Linked DNA regions of Homo sapiens: region 1 is linked to region 2. A link is an interaction called in ENCODE POLR2A ChIA-PET data of the cell type or tissue named here. Cell type or tissue: PC-3. All regions are shown on one strand. Each heading gives the region's core, and the rest is flanking DNA. Links, peaks and the distances in the headings are about the cores only.

Region 1 (8,500 bases), core at 208-8,207, 160 kb before region 2:
AAAGATCTGTTGTTGACCTAGCATGCTTTTTGTCTTACTCAATACTCCCCTGGGGATGTAGTTAAAACAACACTTAGCTGTAATTCTCCTGGGTGGAGAAGTGTTTGGTGGTGGCAATGAAACTAAAGCACAGATTTGAGCAACTGTGGGCTGTTGACTTTATGCTAGCCTTTCATAAAGAGAAACCTCAAAACACCGTGGCCATTCAGCAAACAGTGTGAGTTTCATCTAAGCCTGGCTGGCTTTGCCCTTGCTATCTTCGGGCTAGAATGATCCTAACCATCAGTGTCTTTGTGTCATGATGCAGAAAGTTGGCTAGGACATAGGAGGATAATGCTGAAGTATAACTTCTGAGTGGGGGAGGGAATCAGGCAGAGAAGTAAAGCTCTACACAATGGCTAGTGCTTCTGTATTATGATGTGTGTTCCAACGGAGGTCAATCATTGTGCATTGTCTCTAGGGAGTGAATACAGCATATTATTTTGGGGTAGAAATTGAGATTTCTTTTGGTGGTAAAATATACAGAAAATAGAAACTCTCTGTACTTGATTTCTTTAAGTTTATTTAAATACCTTCAAAGGTATTCTTCTATGAGAAGGAACATGACATAATAGGACTCTAAAAATGAAACTGTTTTAGTGATGGAAATTTTCCATATCAAATCTACTATAGCCACTAGGATATATTACCAAAGTTTTTAAAAATTCTTGTGTGCAGTGAACTTTGTTGATTGCCTACTCAGCAAAAAATCATCTCCTGTGTTCCTAATGAACCTCAATTTTGCTTTCCTCTCTTCTAGTCATGTGCCTGGGAAAGATTGATGCCAGCTCCAGAAAGGCATCCGAATGGTCTAAGTAATGCCATCCATCTGTCAGTAATAGATTCAGAAATGGGTATGTGATTCAAGTCTGGCCAATGAGATGTATGCAGAAGAGTGCTGGGTATTCTGGAAAATTATCCCTTGTCATTCAGAGATCCACAGGAATCCAGCCTTTTGCTCCTTGAATGGGATAAGGAAGCACATAATCCCAGTTGCTCTTCCAGTCATCCCAGACCCACAGCCCTGCTTTAGCCATCCTATAGCCATCATATATTCACAAGGGGAGAGCAACTGAGGACAACACTGTGGATCCTTGTGACATAACCAAGCCAGTGAACCAATCAATACATTTATTTATTGTTTGAGCCATTGTAGTTGAGCTTACGTTACTGGCAGCTGAAAGCTGAAAGTTATTCTATCTGCCAATCCTCATCTTGCACGTCTCTTAGTTTTGCTCTTATCTCTCCTTTTCCTCTTTTTCACACATAAATCCCAATCTTTGTTCCAACTCACACTGTCAACACTCTGACCTTTCCCTCTTGCTTTCTTTTCCTCTTCTCTCTGTCCCTCTCCCTTTTGCCTTTCTTTCTGCCAGTGCTACCCACAGGTATATCTTAAATCTTATTAGCCATAGCCATGACCAAAGACTAGGACCACCACTAGGTATAACTGGATTAGGTGGAGTTTTGCTCATTTGCCCTCCTTTGTACTTTCGACATCAACATCCCTCACCCCTCAGCAATTCTCTCCACTGTGCCCCACTCCATATAACAAAAAGTCTTGTGTGCTCTGAAACATCCACCCAAAAACTATATTTTCACTAAAATTCCTTTGGTGATAATGCCTTAACATGGTGGTTTCCAAAGCTTTTTAAAACCATAACCCACATTAAGTATCCTCACTCAGTATACACAGAATATACACATAGGCACTTGATATAGTCTGGATATTTGTCCCTGCCCAACTCTTATGTTGAATTGTAATCCCCAGTGCTAGAGGTGGGGCTTGGTGGGAGGGTGTTTGGATCCCTCATGGCTTGGTGCTGTCTTCACAATAGTGAGTTCTCTAGACATCTGGTCATTTGAAAGTGTGTGGCACCTTCCCCCTCTCCTTGCTTCTGCTCTGACTATGTGACATGCCTGCTTTCCTGCTTTCCTTTTGCCTTCTGCCATGATCATAAGCTTCCTGAGGACTTCCCAGAAGTCAAGCTGATGCTAGCATCATTGCTTCCTGCAAAGCCTGCAGAGCTGTGAACCTCTTTTCTTTATGAATTATCCAGTCTCAGGTATTTCTTTATAATGTGAAAGGAAAATAAACCTTGGGGCCCCCAAATCACTAAGCTAAATGGAAAAGTCAAGCTGGGAACTGCTTAGAGCAAACCTGCCTCCCATTCTATTCAAAGTCATCCCTCTGCTCACTGAGATAGATGTATATCTGATTGCCTCCTTTGGAAAGGCTAATCAGAAACTCAAAAGAATGAAACCATTCATTTGTCTCTCGCCTATCTGTGACCTGGAAGCCCCCTCTCTGCTTCGGCTTCAAGGCTTCCTGCCTTTGCTTCAAGTTGTCGCGCCTTTCCAGACCCAACCAATGTACTTCTTACATATACTGATTGATGCTTCATGTCTCCCTAAAATGTATAAAACTCAGCTGTGCCCCAGCCACCTTGGCCACATGTCATCAGGACTCCCTGAGGCTGTGCCGCAGGCTCATCTTCAACCTTGGCAAAATAAACTTTCTAAATTAACTGAGACCTGTCTCAGATTTTCGGGGTTTAGAGTAGCAATGCAAGAAGGGACTAACACAACACTGCAGGAAAAGTTCTATGAAACACACTTACCTTTACTACCAGTGACACATTCTGATATTACATATTCTGTTCTATTTCATTTTTAAAAAGTGTTTGTCTGTACTCACTAAATTGATGTCATGGATAGTTGTTGTGACCACCAAAAACACTTCCTTCACCCACAGCAGAAATTCTGGTGGTCGTGTGATAAACTTGTCAAAAAGTCCTTTGAGGGTAATTAGACTCATACTTAAACCTGAATAAAATGACAGCCAACACCAACTAAAAGAAGTTCTGTCTGTGTCAATTTGGATACATTGTTTCCCCTAAAAAAATGAAGAGTGAGTGAGAATATATGAATGCTGACACCTGATGTGTTCCTAGTAATTTCAGGGGATCTTTCTGAAATGGCAAAAGTGTTTAAGAAACACCATTATAATTATTTCTGAAAGTAAAGATGTTTCCTGCAAAAGCTATTTGAGTCCCAGAGCCAATTCATTAATTGGTTTTATGTTTGACTTTTTAGAGCCCATTAAATATATCTATTTGGTTATTCATTTGGCAGCTATGCTACTTCTTTAAGAGCTGGGAATGGCAGATTGTCTATAAGAATCATTTTTATAACATGGATTGTGGTAAAAATGTGTTAGCTTTCTTGTTGATAACTACTTGTTATCAGCTAGAACCACTTTTACAGCCTGTACCATGTGAAGGCCTCACATATAAAGTCCATAGCATGTTTGAAAGTCACATGATATCTAGAAAAGCCCTGTATAAACTGGAAAGCATTGTGTAAACACAAAATATTATTATTATGCATTTTTTTAAAGTAAGAAACTCTTGCCTAAGAAGTCAGTCATCCCCATGGTTAGAACATGTCTCCCAAAGTTCATGTGTTGGAAACTTAATTGCCATTGTAACAATATTAAGAGGTGGGGCCTTTAAGAAGTGATTAGGTCATGAGGGCTTTGTCCTCATGAATGGACTAATGTTGTTATCATGGGAATGGGTTAATTGTGGTGAGCCTGGCCCCCTTTTTCTTTCTGCTTCATCTGCCCCTTTCTGCCATCCATCCTTTTGCCATGGAATGACTCCTGCCAGATGCCAGTACTATGCTCTCAGCCTTCCTGGCGTTCAGAACCATGAACAGAATAAATTTCTTTTTTTAATAAATTACCCATCTCTGGTATTCTGCTATAACAGCCAAAAATTGACTAGGGCCTTCATGAATTTTGAATGCCAATGAATTTTAATGTTTTTGTTAATGGTACTGAGTTCTATAAATGTTTTTCCCCACCCTCTAATTGATACGCACACACATGCACACACACACACACACATGCATACATATGCACATACATATTAGACTTTTAAGCCTATATTCAATACAATACAGGCTGGTTGCTAATTTACAAACCCTATTTTCTCTTTTATAAGATATATTAGAAGGTAGGTTTTCTTCTATATGTAGTTATAGTTGTGGTGTGATATGCCCAGAATTACTGTGAGATATGTTAAATGGTACAGTATAGCTTTAGTAGTTAAGGTTTTGGAGACAGAAAGACTCCAAATGCAATCTTACATTTAACAAGGTCTGTGAATTTGGGTGAGTTACTTAACCTTCCAAGCTCTGATGTTCCTCATCTGTCAGATGAGGTTAATATAATGCACCTCACAAAGATGTTATAGAATTGAATTTATCTCTACTCATTAAATTAATTTCATAATTTACTAATGGGTCATGACCACCAAAAACACAGGCTTAACCCACAGAAGAAATTCTGATATTAAGAATCATGGAGCCAGGTGCAGTGGTGCATGTCTGTAGTCCCAGATACTCAGGAGGCTAAGGCAGGAGGATTGCTTGAGCCCAGGAGGTGGAGGCTGCAGTGATATGATTGTGCCACTGTACTCCAGCCTGGGCAACAGAGCGAGACCTTGTCTCTAAAAAAAGAAAAAGAAAAAGAAACAAAGCTGATTTAAAAAATTGTGGGCATATTACAAACCTGCAATGTATGTGTGTGTGTGTGTGTGTGTGTGTCTGTGTGTGCATGTAAAGTACTTAGGACTTAGGACAGCACACTTAGTATTTAGCACATAATACCTAGCAATAGCTCAATGAATGGTAGCTTAACAACAATAACTAATGATATTACGACATGTTTATTTCATCACACCTTCACCATGAATAAATGTAGAGATCTAGGACCTAGTACCTCTTGCTTTCCCTTTGGTGCTGAAGCTTCACTCCACTGCTTCCCAAATCTATGTGTCCACCTAGAAATGGGTCATGGTTGCTGAATCGTAGAATAATAATACTGCAAAATTGCTAAATCTCTGAGGGGCGTGTGTGTGTATGTATGTGAGTGTCTGAGTGTGTGTGAGAGAGAGAGAGAGGGAGAGAGGGAGGGATATGGGGAAGGGAAGCAGTGCTTGTCTCTTTCTTCTTGCTAAAGACACTTCCTTAAAAATAAATACACTGGAAAATAATGACAGGAAACTTTACAAAATTAAAAGAGGATGTCAGGAAGTACAGGATGTGAGGTTGTTTTCATTTCTGTCAGTATTTTCTTATTCATATATATTTATAACTTTAAAAAGCAGAGAAGTTCACTATTTCTTCTACTTAAGATCAAATTTATATATAAAAAAAAGACCTGTGACCAAAAAAAAAAGAACCCACTTAATACTTTCTAGCTGCAATTAAGTATCTGATCTGACTACATTATTGGGCAACTGAATAGAATACTTGTCACACTCATTCTCTATTTCTAAAAAATGATGCAGGCCAGGCCCAATGACTCACACCTGTAATACCAGCAATTTGGGAGGCCGAGGTGGGAAGATTGCTTGAGGCCAGAAGTTAGAGACCAGCCTGGACAACAGAGTGAGACCCCATCTCTACAAAAATATTTGTTTAAAAATTAACAATAACAACAACAACAGCAGCAACAACAAAACGGTTGCATTCTCAGACAGTTCACGCCAATGTGGGAAGGATATAAAAGTAAAGTACCCTGAAGCAGCAATGGATAAGAAAAGCTTGGTCTTTTTTTAAAACAAAAATTTTTTTTATTATTACTTCTTTCCCAGAAGACAACTTTCAAACATAGGAACCTAGGCAAATCAACGAATGCTCAAAACTGAAAACCCACTTCCCCCTCTGAGAATAGAGGGTACAGAAATATCAGTACTTTCAATGCTTTAGCAGTCATGTGAATGGTGAGCATTCTATGTTTTTCCATATGCACAGCAAATGAGCACGCTGCTTGCAGCTTTTTCTCCATGAAATGGGGATCTGCATCCCATAGTAGTTACTGAGCAGTACAGTTCCTCTCCAACATTGAAACAGTTTATCTGCAAACAAATTTCTAAAGTTCCTATGTGGCTGGAAGCCAAAATAAAACAACTATGTTTTGCTGTCCTCTGCTTTGCTGAACAGATAGATGTAAAAGGTTGTAGGTGGGCTTCTCTTTATTACTGCACTTGACTTATTAACACCTTGAGACTCGAAGAATAAAGTGTACTTCATCTTGTAAAAGTTTATGATCTAAGTCAAACAATTCAAAAGGTCATAATTTAGCTCCATCTAAGGAACTTTAATTCAAAAAGACAGGAAGTTGCTTCATATTAAAAGTAGCCTCTTCTTTACTTCTTAATAAAATTCCCTAAGAAAATATTTATGGCAGACATATGTTATTTTCATCATTCCTTCCTTGGGGAAACCACTATTCCCTGCTTCCACATGGTTTCAGAGGGGCTGCCTATCACTGTACCCTACCCCCCTTCCAGCCACACTGGGAGCATAGGACACAGGCCTGGCCAACCCTAAAATTATCTGTTCCTGAAATTAAAATAGTGATGTTGAAATAGATATGTTTCTTTCCCCTGGGATGCTAAGCTAGGGCAAGAGATCCCAGAGCTTCCCTGTGCCATCTTCACCACCCTGCATGGAGGAGGTGGAGCAGGTCCAGCCGCAGAAGGAGAAAATGGCAGAGACAGAGGAGCAAAAGGAGAAGGAGGAGGAAGAGGAAAAGAGGGAGAATGGGGAGGAAAGAAAGAGGAAAAAGAAGGGGAAGAGTGGAAGGGGTAAGAAGAAGAAAAGAAGTGTAGTCTAACCTCCACAGAGCTATGATTGAAGCCAACTGATTCCTGAACCTCCTAGATACCTGACTCAACCAATTTCCTTCTCCATTCAAATTAGTTTTAATAATTCTGCAACGGAAACAGGAGGAACTAACAAAGTAGCTAGTGTTTGTTCATTCATTCAACAAATATGCCAGGCACTAAATAGGCATAGAGTCATGATGGGCAACATATAGTCCTTGCCCTCATTGAGCTTATAGCCTGGTTAGGGAAAAAAATATCACACACACACACACACACACACACACACACTCTATTGGAATATATGTATATATATTCAATTTTTTATGTTATCAGGAAAACAGTAGAGTGCTGTGAAATAGCATTAGAAGAGAATTAGGGAGCTATGTTTACAGTATCACTAGAATAATCACATTTAAAAAAAAGGAATGCGTGCATGGTGGTTTGGGAGTCCAGGTCTAACAATCTAAGAGATGAGGCAGCATGGGAGAAACAGAGAAAATGTCCTACCTGGTTAGGAGACCAGGATCCTCATCCTAGCTCCATCAAAAACTGCAGAGGTTTTCCTCATCAGCAAAGAGGTAATAGGTGTCTTTCATTATTTCTCCAGGGTTATAATGAAAATCAAATGATCACATACACCTGATTCACATTTGAAAAGAAGAGTACAGTATATGGTACTGTGGTAGGATACCAGGGTACATGTGGTAGGAAGACTAACAGGAGAACATGGTCTACCCAGTTCAGAAGGCTGGACATGTCCCACAGTCAGGTAGGAATTGAAGAGGAAGGCTGATGGCCCACTAATGGTGGATGAGAGAATTGCTTTGCATTTACAAAGGACATACGACATGCTCCTTATTTACTTATTTATTTTATCCTTTGGCGTGTTAATGAGTACATTTTAAATGAGACAACAGCTCTCAATGATGTTTAAGACAATAATTTTTAAAAACTACTTAAGGTATTTTTACTTATTGTTTCCCATATGGCTTTTGCGCCTTCTTTACAAGACATTTTAGGTCATTTTTAAACCAAAAAAAACAAAGACGGCACCCCCATTTCTCTAACTTTTGAAAATCCAATTATAAAAATAATACACTAATATTGTGAGATATTCAAATAGCATAGGAGGTTATACAGTGAAAAGTCCCTCTCATGATCACCCCTACCTACTCTCCTTTCCCAGAGATAACTAATCTTAACAGTTTTCTCCATTCTTTCACAACTTTATCTGCATATTGGAACTGAGTCTTGAAAACTGAGTAGTAGTAGCCATTTGGCCACTCACAAAGTTAAGGGTTTATTAAATTATATTAGAAAGTATTAATTGGCCTGCCAGTGAATGGGCACAGCAACTGGGTATTTAATGGGCAGCTCCAAACGGAAAGCCCTGGCTGTGCAGCACCCATCTATGGCTGGTATGGTTTCAATCTGTGTCTTTGCTCAAATTTCACGTTGAACTGTAATTCCCATTGTTGAAGATGGAGCTTGGTAGGAGGTGATTGGATCATGGGGCTGGTTTCTCATGGTTTAACACCATCCCTCTTGGTGCTGTTGTGGAGATAGTGAGTTCTCATGAGATGTGGCTGTTTAAAAGTGTGTAGCACCTCTTCCACTTCCTGCTGCTCCTGGCCATGTGAAGTGCTGGCTCCCCCTTCACCTTCCGCCATGATTGTAGTTTTCCTGAGGCCTCCCCAGAAGCCGAGCAGATACCGCCATGCTTCCCATACAGCCTGTGGAACCATGGACCAATTAAACCTCTTTTCTTTATAAATTACCCA
Region 2 (8,500 bases), core at 346-8,345:
TTCATCAGATCAATATCCCAGTTTATTTCATCAGATCAATTTCATCAGATCAATATCTGTCACAATTTTGCTTTTATGGGATTTTGAGAACATTTAGAATGCTTTATAATACTCTCATAATTTCATGTTTGGAATTATAACATTTAGCATTAATGTAACAACTATGCTTTACAGTATTAAATTGGACATATATATGTAGAGTCTGTGGTTACTGCCAATAATCTTATGATTTGTGTACAGAAATTTGTGGAAAACTGAGGTACATGATAATATAGTCAAATTCTAGATAGAAGTACCTGAGTGAGTGATGAACGTGAAATTGGGTTGGTCATGAAAGAGTTCTGTGAGGAAAAATAAATACTTAAGAATTTGATAAGCTATAGATTGGTGGCAAGTATTACACCCCTCTCTTGGACTACTATAGTGTCCTAACTAGTTACCTCCCTGTAAGTGCATTCTTCAAACAGAAATAATATTAGCTTATCAGAAAATTATTGAAAAGATAGTACTGGGGAAAACATAAACATTTATTACATTTTATTCTCAAAGCAGATACAATTAACGATCACTGTTTACCATGTTTAGGTAGAATTTCTTTCTTGAAGTTCAACGTATCTTCTGTGTTCAGAAAACTTAACATTTGATAAGATCTGTCTAAATTAGGGTTAGTAGAATTGGAAAACTTTGATTTTGGGAATGGTTTTTATGAAGAAAACCTACTTGATACTTGTTTTTCTCATTTCTGTAATTCATAGGGATAAAATCACATTGCTCTGTGGGTGAGTAAGAATAGGTATATAGGATCCATGGTTCCTCTGGGAACTTACTTCAGTGACTACATAACTTGGTTGTGCATCAGAACCATTTGGGGGAACTCTTTTCCCTCTTCCATCTAATAAACAATTTAAAACATATACAAGAGTAAAATAGTATAACAAGTAGGGAGATTTTTAGTGCTCTCTCTCTCATATATATATATAGTTTTGTATATATAGTTATATATAGTTATATATATAGTTATATATATGGTTATATATATAGTTATATATAGTTATATAGTTATATATAGTTATATATAGGTATATATGTAGGTATATATATAGGTGTATATATATATATAGTTATATAGTTATGTCTGTATATCTGTATAAATATATAAATGGGGCCCCATTATAGGCCTACTGATTCAGACTTGGGGCCAGAATTTGGAAACTGTTCAAGATAAATTCATACACAGACCACCTCAGGCAATTCTGATGCAAAGCTATGTTTGGGAAAGCATTGTTATAGAGGAATAATCTAGACCTAGATAGATAAATGTCTCAAAACAAATGCTATTTAAATGATTTCTCTCAGCTGTACTCATACTGCCTCTTTATCTAGATAAATTCTTTCTTTCCACATTTTCCTTAGTTTTTGTAACCAAATAAAATTATGGTAGTTTAAGTGGCCCTTTCTATTAGGTCTTCTACTTTCTGGCTTGTTAATGTTTACATATGAAATTAGTGCTAAGTGAGTTTCTTTTAAAGTAATGCCCTGCATTGTTAGAGATTTTACGTAAAGTACCTTTCCCAAACATCATCATCATCTGATTTATTCCTAGAACTGCCTTGTGGGGTGGTTGATTTGATTTCCCTAACACTATACATGTGGAAATCCAGATCTATAAAAGGGAAGTTGTGCAGTTTCTTATAACTGGAAATGGAAGTTGTAGAGAATCTGGAAAGAGTATGTACTGATTCTGGAGTTTCCTAGGAGCTTGTATTAGTCTGTTCTCATGCTGCTAATAAAGGCATACCCACAACTGGGTAATTTATAAAGGAAAGAGATTTAATTAACTGACAGTTCCATGTGGCTGGGGAGGCCTCACAATCATGGCAGAAGGTGAATGAGGAGCAGAGTTACAACTTACATGGTGGCAGGCAAGAGAGCTTATGCAGGGCAAATCCCATTTATAAAACCATTAGATCTTGTGAGAGTTATTCACTACCACAAGAACAGTCTGAGGGAATCTGCCCCCATGTTTCAATTATCTCCACCAGGCTCTGCCCTTGACGTGGGGATTATTACAATTCAAAATGAGATTTCAGTGGGGACACAGCCAAATCATATCAGAACTCTTTTCCCCTATTATGTATTCCTAATAGTTTTTTTCCTTTTACAACTCTGTATTGATCTGAGTGCAGGTGACTTATTATTGCTCAGGATGCTGCTTTTTAAAGGCTATTAAATTAATGCAAGTGACATACCATTTTAAAAAAAGTAATTGAGCTATAGCATATTCTGTGTCAAGATAAATTTTAAAAACTTCATGTAGAAATCTTTGTTTAGATGTGACAGAATTGTTCTTTAGAATACCTACCTAGTGCTTCAGATAAGATGCTTTCTCAGCTGCAGTTAACAGAATTCCCAGCCAGGCACTGTGGCTCACACCTGTAATCCCAGCACTTTGGGGGGACAAGGCGGGCGGATCATGAAATCAGGAATTCGAGACCAGCAGCCTGGCCAACATAGTGAAGCCTCGTCTCTACTGAAAATACAAAAAATTAGCCAGGTGTGGTGGCAGGCGCCTATAGTCCCAGCGACTTGGGAGGCTGAGGCAGGAAAGTTGCTTGAACCTGGGAGGCGGAGGTTGCGGTGAGCCGAGATTGTGCCACTGTACTCCAGCCTGGGCAACAAGAGTGAAACTCCATCTCAAAAACAAAAACAAAAAAACCCAAAAAACAGAATTTCCATATAAACCATGGCTTAAGTAATGAAGACATTTACTGTATGAGTTCTAGAGGGAGGTGGTTCCAGAGTTGGCTGATTCAGTAGGCCAAATGTCTGTGTTTTGGATCATTTTCTTTCTGATTCTTTGTTCCATTATGGCCATAGATGACTGCATTAGGGCTAAACATCATAGGCAACAAAATCAAAAAGCAAAAGAGCAGGGCCTTCTCTACCAGTCTTTTATCTATGGAAAATCATTCCCTGCAACTCGGGCTGACTTTACATGTTCAATTAGCAAGAACTAGTTACATACCCAATCCTAAATCAGTTACTGATAAGGGGAAATGAGATTCCTGTGATGGGCTTAGAATAATATTGGTTCATCTTCTGGAACTGGAGGAGGGAAGCACCTATCTGATCCCATTGATGTCTCATGTTGAATAACGTCAGTGTTTTGTCATCCAAGAGGGAGATTCTGATATGTAGGCAGTCACTTGTATATACCAAACTTTAGTAACATAATTGTGACATTTTTCACTATACTACATAAAAGGTATTCTAGTGCAAAAGGTGAAATTTTAGCCTTTAAGAGAGAAGCGTCTTCATTCGAGAAGCATATTTTCCTCTAAGTACTACTTCATGATTGACTTAGGAAGCCAGTGTTTTGGCATTTAATCTACTAGTAGCTTATTGCACTTGTTTTTGTCTTGGGTACAATCATTGTTTATTTTCCTCCAATATGCTCTATGATTATATTACATGATTTTGGCATTTGTTTTTGTTTCTTTTAAATTAATTGGTGCTTTGTTTTTCTAGGTGGATTCTCCACAGTTTTCCTCGTGCGTACTCACGGTGGAATCCGATGTGCATTGAAGCGAATGTATGTCAATAACATGCCAGACCTCAATGTTTGTAAAAGGGAAATTACAATTATGGTAAGTGAAGGAGTAGTTCTCTTTCAGAAATTTTGCAAGTTTTTATTTTTTATTTTTCTTGGGATGGAGTGCAGTGGAGTGGCACGCCCAGGCTGGAGCGCAGTGGCGTGATCTCAGCTCGCTGCAACCTCCACCTCCCAGGTTCAAGCAATTCTCATGCCTCAGACTCCCAAGTAGCCAGGATTACAGGTGTCCATCACCATACCTGGCTAATTTTTTGTATTTTTAGTAGAGACAGGGTTTCACCATGTTGGGCAGGCTGGTCTTGAACTCCTGACCTCAAGTGATCTGCTTGCCTTGGCCTCCCAAACTGTTGGGATTACAGGTGTGAGCCACCGTGCCTGGCCTGTTTTGTTTTCTATAACATTAACCAGCTTTTAGGCAAGCTGCTTATTTATAATAATCTTTGAAGATCATTAAATTAGAAGATAATCTGGTAATTTGCAGTATAGTTGTCCCTTAGTCTTCTATGGCGATTTGGTTCTAGGACCCACTACGGATACTAAACTCTGCAGATGCTCAAATCTGAGAATGCTCGAGGCCCGTATGTAAAATGTAGTATTTGCATGTAACCTACACACATCATCCTGTATACTTTAAAGCTACTCTGCTTTCTTTCTTTTTTTTTTCTTAAATACTTTTTAATTGTGGAGTATTTTCAGGATAGAAATATTTACTGAGTTATATAGTAAACACCAAGCTTGTTCATCATCCAGCTTAAGAAATTAAACCCTACAAATACTGCTGGAGCCTTCTTTGTGTGCCTTCTCAACTGTATCCCTGTATAGGCATACCCTGAAGATATGAGTTTGGTTCCAGACCACTGCAATAAAGTGAATGTTGCAAGAAAGCAAGTCACACAGTTTTTTTGGCTTCCCAGTGCATACAAAAGTTATGGTTACAGTTTTTATCTCCCCATTTTAGACCAATGTTTCAGTTGCCTATTCTACTTCTATATCAAACTATTACTCTGTGGAGAACCTTTCTCTGCCCCATTGTTGAACATTATGGACTGTACATTGTGTTCCTTGGTCTGAAGAAATGATAGTTGGCCCTCTAACTCCATACACTGTCTTATCTTTCTTTCTTTTTTTTTTTATGGCACTCTGAGCATTTTTGTATTCCATTGCATAAGCAAAGCCCGGTCCAGAGTCAATGTCTATTCCTCTCAAGACCTATTCGTAGCCCCCTGAGGGCTACCAGCATCAGTCTCACTTGCCAGCTATGTTCAGGGTCTTCCTATCAGGGAATCTCATCCATAGCCATTGGTAGTCTCTGTCTGTCTTGCTGACACTTAGAACAGTTCTCACTGGCATTACGTGCCTGTGAGGGTGCAAAAGGAACATGTCTTTATTCATCCTATGTCTGCACTGCTGCAGTACCCCTATGTGTGCTCATAGACACATAGCACACCTGCTTGCTGATTCCAGTGACCTTCCCAATCTGGAAGGGAGTTCTTCTGATGGGCACTGACTTGTTCTACTTTAATGCACCCCTCAAATTTCCATAGGTTGTGTGGCCAGGCCATTGATTACTGCCTGTGAGTCAGTAAAAAAACCTCAAACACAGGGGCTTCCACCACTGTTCAGTTCTGCCATTACTGTAAAAACAAAACAAAACAAAACAAAACAAAAAAACTGCATGCAATTCAGCCCACCTTGCTGATACGTTTTTACTTTCTTTGATCAAAGTAGCAGCCATCCAAACAGAATGTTGTCCATTCACTTTGGAACTGTCGTCTGTAAACCATGTCACTCCTTGTTGGTCAATTAAGAGCTGTTCATAGTGTACTGTCCAAGTGTCCAGTAGAATCCAGCAGCACGTCACACAGTTCCAGAGTCACCCTAGGGATAAAGAGACTCCCTGCTTAAGAGTATCTCCTTCTTGCCTTCCCCAGGTAGCATGAGAGCAGACCCATCCTCAATCTGTGTGGGCACCATGTAATCAGCTGCCAGCATGGCTAGAATAAAGCAGGAAGGAGAAGATGGAAGAGCAGACTTGCTGAGTCTTCCAGCCTTCACCTTCTAACTTAAAGTTGCAGTTCCCACCACCTGCTCTTTAGATTCTATTAATTGGCTGAAGTGGCTCACAGAACTCAGGGAAACACTTATGGTTAGTGGCATATTTTAAAGATATTGCAAAGGGTACAAATGAAGTGATGCATAGGGTATGAGGTATGGGGGAAGGGGTACAGAGCTTCCTTGCCTCCGTGGGCACACCTCCCTCCAGGAACCCTCACATATTCAGCTATCTGGAAGCTCCCTGAACCCAGTCCTCTTGGGTTTTTATGGAAGCTTCATGAGGTCAGCATTCCTTCCCCCAGGGTATAGTGCAGGACTCTTTCTGGGGAGAGTTTTAAGACCCACAATCAGAAAGGTGGGCAACGATTAGAGTCCTGCCTTGGGGCAGGTGAAAGGAGGGCAGGAGAGAGATTCTGTTTCCTGAGGCCTAAGACACCCAACATTATAACAAAAGACTGTGACTAGGGCTTTGGGAGTTACGAACCAGGAACTGTGGACAAAAACCAATATAGTATCATAACATCACAACACTACACTGTAGTCTATAAAATGTACAATAGCATTATGCCTAAAAAAATTGTATATACTTTCATTTAAAAATATTGTTAAAAAACAACTGATGATCACCAGAGCCTTCAGCAAAGTGCAGTCTTGTTGCTGGTAGAGGGTCTTGCTTTGATGTTGAAGGCTGCTGACTGATCAGGGTAGTGGTTGCTGAAGGAATGGGCGGGGTAGCTGTGGAAGTTTCTTAACCCATTTATGCTGGAGGTTGCAAGTTTTTGAATTTTTGCATAGTGAAAAATCAGACCTTGGCGATGACCTTGAGCGGTAGGATATAAATAACTCCCACATGCTTAGCGTTCCAATAATGGGACACTGGGTATAAGTGGGTTTTAAACATCAGTGAAGTTTGCCACATCAGTTGACTTTTCCTTTCATGAAAGCTTTTTCTGTAGCATGCAATACTGTTTGATAGCACTTTATCCACAGTAGGACTTCTTTCAGAATTGGAGGCAATCATGTCAAATCTTGTCACTGCTTTATCAACCATGTTTGTGTAATATTCTTAAATCCTTTGTTATTATTTCAACAGTGTTCTCAGCCTCTTCACCAGGAAGTAGATTCCATCTCAAGAGACCACTATCTTTGCTCATTCATAAGAAGCAGCTCCTCATTTCACAGCAATTCTGTCAGATCTTCAGGCTCCACTTAATTATAGTTTTTTGTTTTTTTTTTTTTTTCTGTTTCTACCATGTCTGCAGTTACTTCCTTCACTGAAGTCATGAATTCCTCAGCATCATCTGTGAGGATTGGAATCAGCCTCTTCCAAACTCTTGTTAATGTTAATATTTTGACTTCCTCCTATGGGTCACAAATGTTTTTAATGGCATCTAGAATGGTGAATCCTTTCCAGAAGATTTTTGATTTACTTTGCCCAGATCCATCAGAGAAGTCATTATTTATGGCAGCTATAGTCTTAAGAAATATATTTTTTAAATAATAAGACTTGAAAGTTAAAATTACTCCTTGACTCATGGGCTGAAGAATGGATGTTGTGTTAGCAGGCATGGAAACAATCTTTTCTTTTCTTTTCTTTTCTTTTCTTTTCTTTTCTCTTCTCTTCTCTTCTCTTCTCTTCTCTTCTCTTCTCTTCTCTTCTCTTCTCTTCTCTTCTTTTTTTCTTTTCTTTTCTTTTGATGTCTTGCTCTGTTGCCCAGGGCTGGAGTGTGGTGGTGTGATCTTGGCTCACTGCAACCTTGGCCTCCTGGCTCACTGCAACCTTGGCCTCCTGGGTTCAAGTGATTCTAATGCCCCAGCCTCCCGAGGAGCTGGGACTATAGGCAGGTGCCACCATACCTGGCTAATTTTTTTGTATTTTTAGTAGAGTCGGGGTTTCACCATGTTGCCCAGGCTGGTCGTGAACTCCTGAGCTTAAGCTATCTGCCCCCCGTGGATTCCCAAAATGCTAGGATTATAGGCAAGAGCCGCCACACCCAGCCATCAGTATTAATTTTTTTGTACATTTCCGTCAGAGCTCATGGGTGACTAGGTACGTTGTCAATGAGCAGTAATATTTTGAAAGGAATCTTTTTTTCTGAGCAGTAGATTTCAACAGTGGGCTTAAAATATTCAGTAAACCATGCTGGAAACAGATGTAATGTCATTCAGGCTTTGTTGTTTTATTTATAGAGCACAAACAGAGTAGGTTTAGCATAGTTCTTAAGGGCTTAGCAGTTTTGGAATGGCAAGGTAAGCATTGGTTTCAACTTAAAGTCACCAGTAGCATTTGCCCTTAACAAGAGAGTTAACCTGTCCTTTGAAATTTTGAATACAGCATCGACTTCTTCTCTTTAGCTCTAAAAATCCTAGATGGCATCTTCCTCCAATAGAAGGCTGTTTTGTCTATGTTGAAAATCTGTTGTTTAGTGCAGCCACCTTCATCAGTTGTCTTAGTTAAATCTTCTGAATAACTTGCTGCATTTCCTGCTTTACTTTGTACTTAATATGTGCTGGAAATGGCTTCTTTCCTTAAACCTCATGAACCAACCTCTGCTAGCTTCAAACTATTCTACTGCAGCTTTCCTCACTTCTTCAGCCTTCATAGAATTGAAGGCAGTTGGGGCTTTGCTCTGGATTAAAGCTTTGGCTTTAGGGAATGTAGTGGTTGGCTTGATCTGTCTAGACCGTTAAAACTTTCTCCATGTCAGCAATAAGGCTGTTTTGCTTTTTTACCATTTGTGTGTCCATGGGAGTAGCACTTTTAACTTCCTTCAAGAATTTTTCCTTTGCATTCAAAATTTGGCTGACTGGTGTAATAAAAGGCTTAGATGT

The links. Peaks named below come from ENCODE experiments on the same cell type or tissue, not always from the same donor. Only the 100,000 strongest peaks of a DNase experiment are listed, where the experiment ranks them.
Region 1: POLR2A ChIA-PET joins it to region 2 with 13 read pairs; 7 of 35 experiments call an interaction of 5 or more read pairs at or near these places.

Annotation. Positions count from the first base shown.
Region 1 is chr4:78,662,119-78,670,618 of GRCh38, forward strand. It overlaps LINC01094 (long intergenic non-protein coding RNA 1094), which reads left to right. Exons shown (of 3, transcript NR_038308.1): 2 at 800-854. Among named protein-coding and RNA genes, the nearest start is that of LINC01094, 20 kb to the left of the region's middle. In PC-3, for the core only: a CTCF peak has its summit at 7,485; no DNase peak of the experiment used is centred there.
Region 2 is chr4:78,822,509-78,831,008 of GRCh38, forward strand. It overlaps BMP2K (BMP2 inducible kinase), which reads left to right. Exons shown (of 16, transcript NM_198892.2): 2 at 3,529-3,647. It overlaps LOC105377299 (a long non-coding RNA gene), which reads right to left and starts at 5,558. Exons shown (of 4, transcript XR_938918.4): 1 at 5,305-5,558. In PC-3, for the core only: no CTCF peak of the experiment used is centred there; no DNase peak of the experiment used is centred there.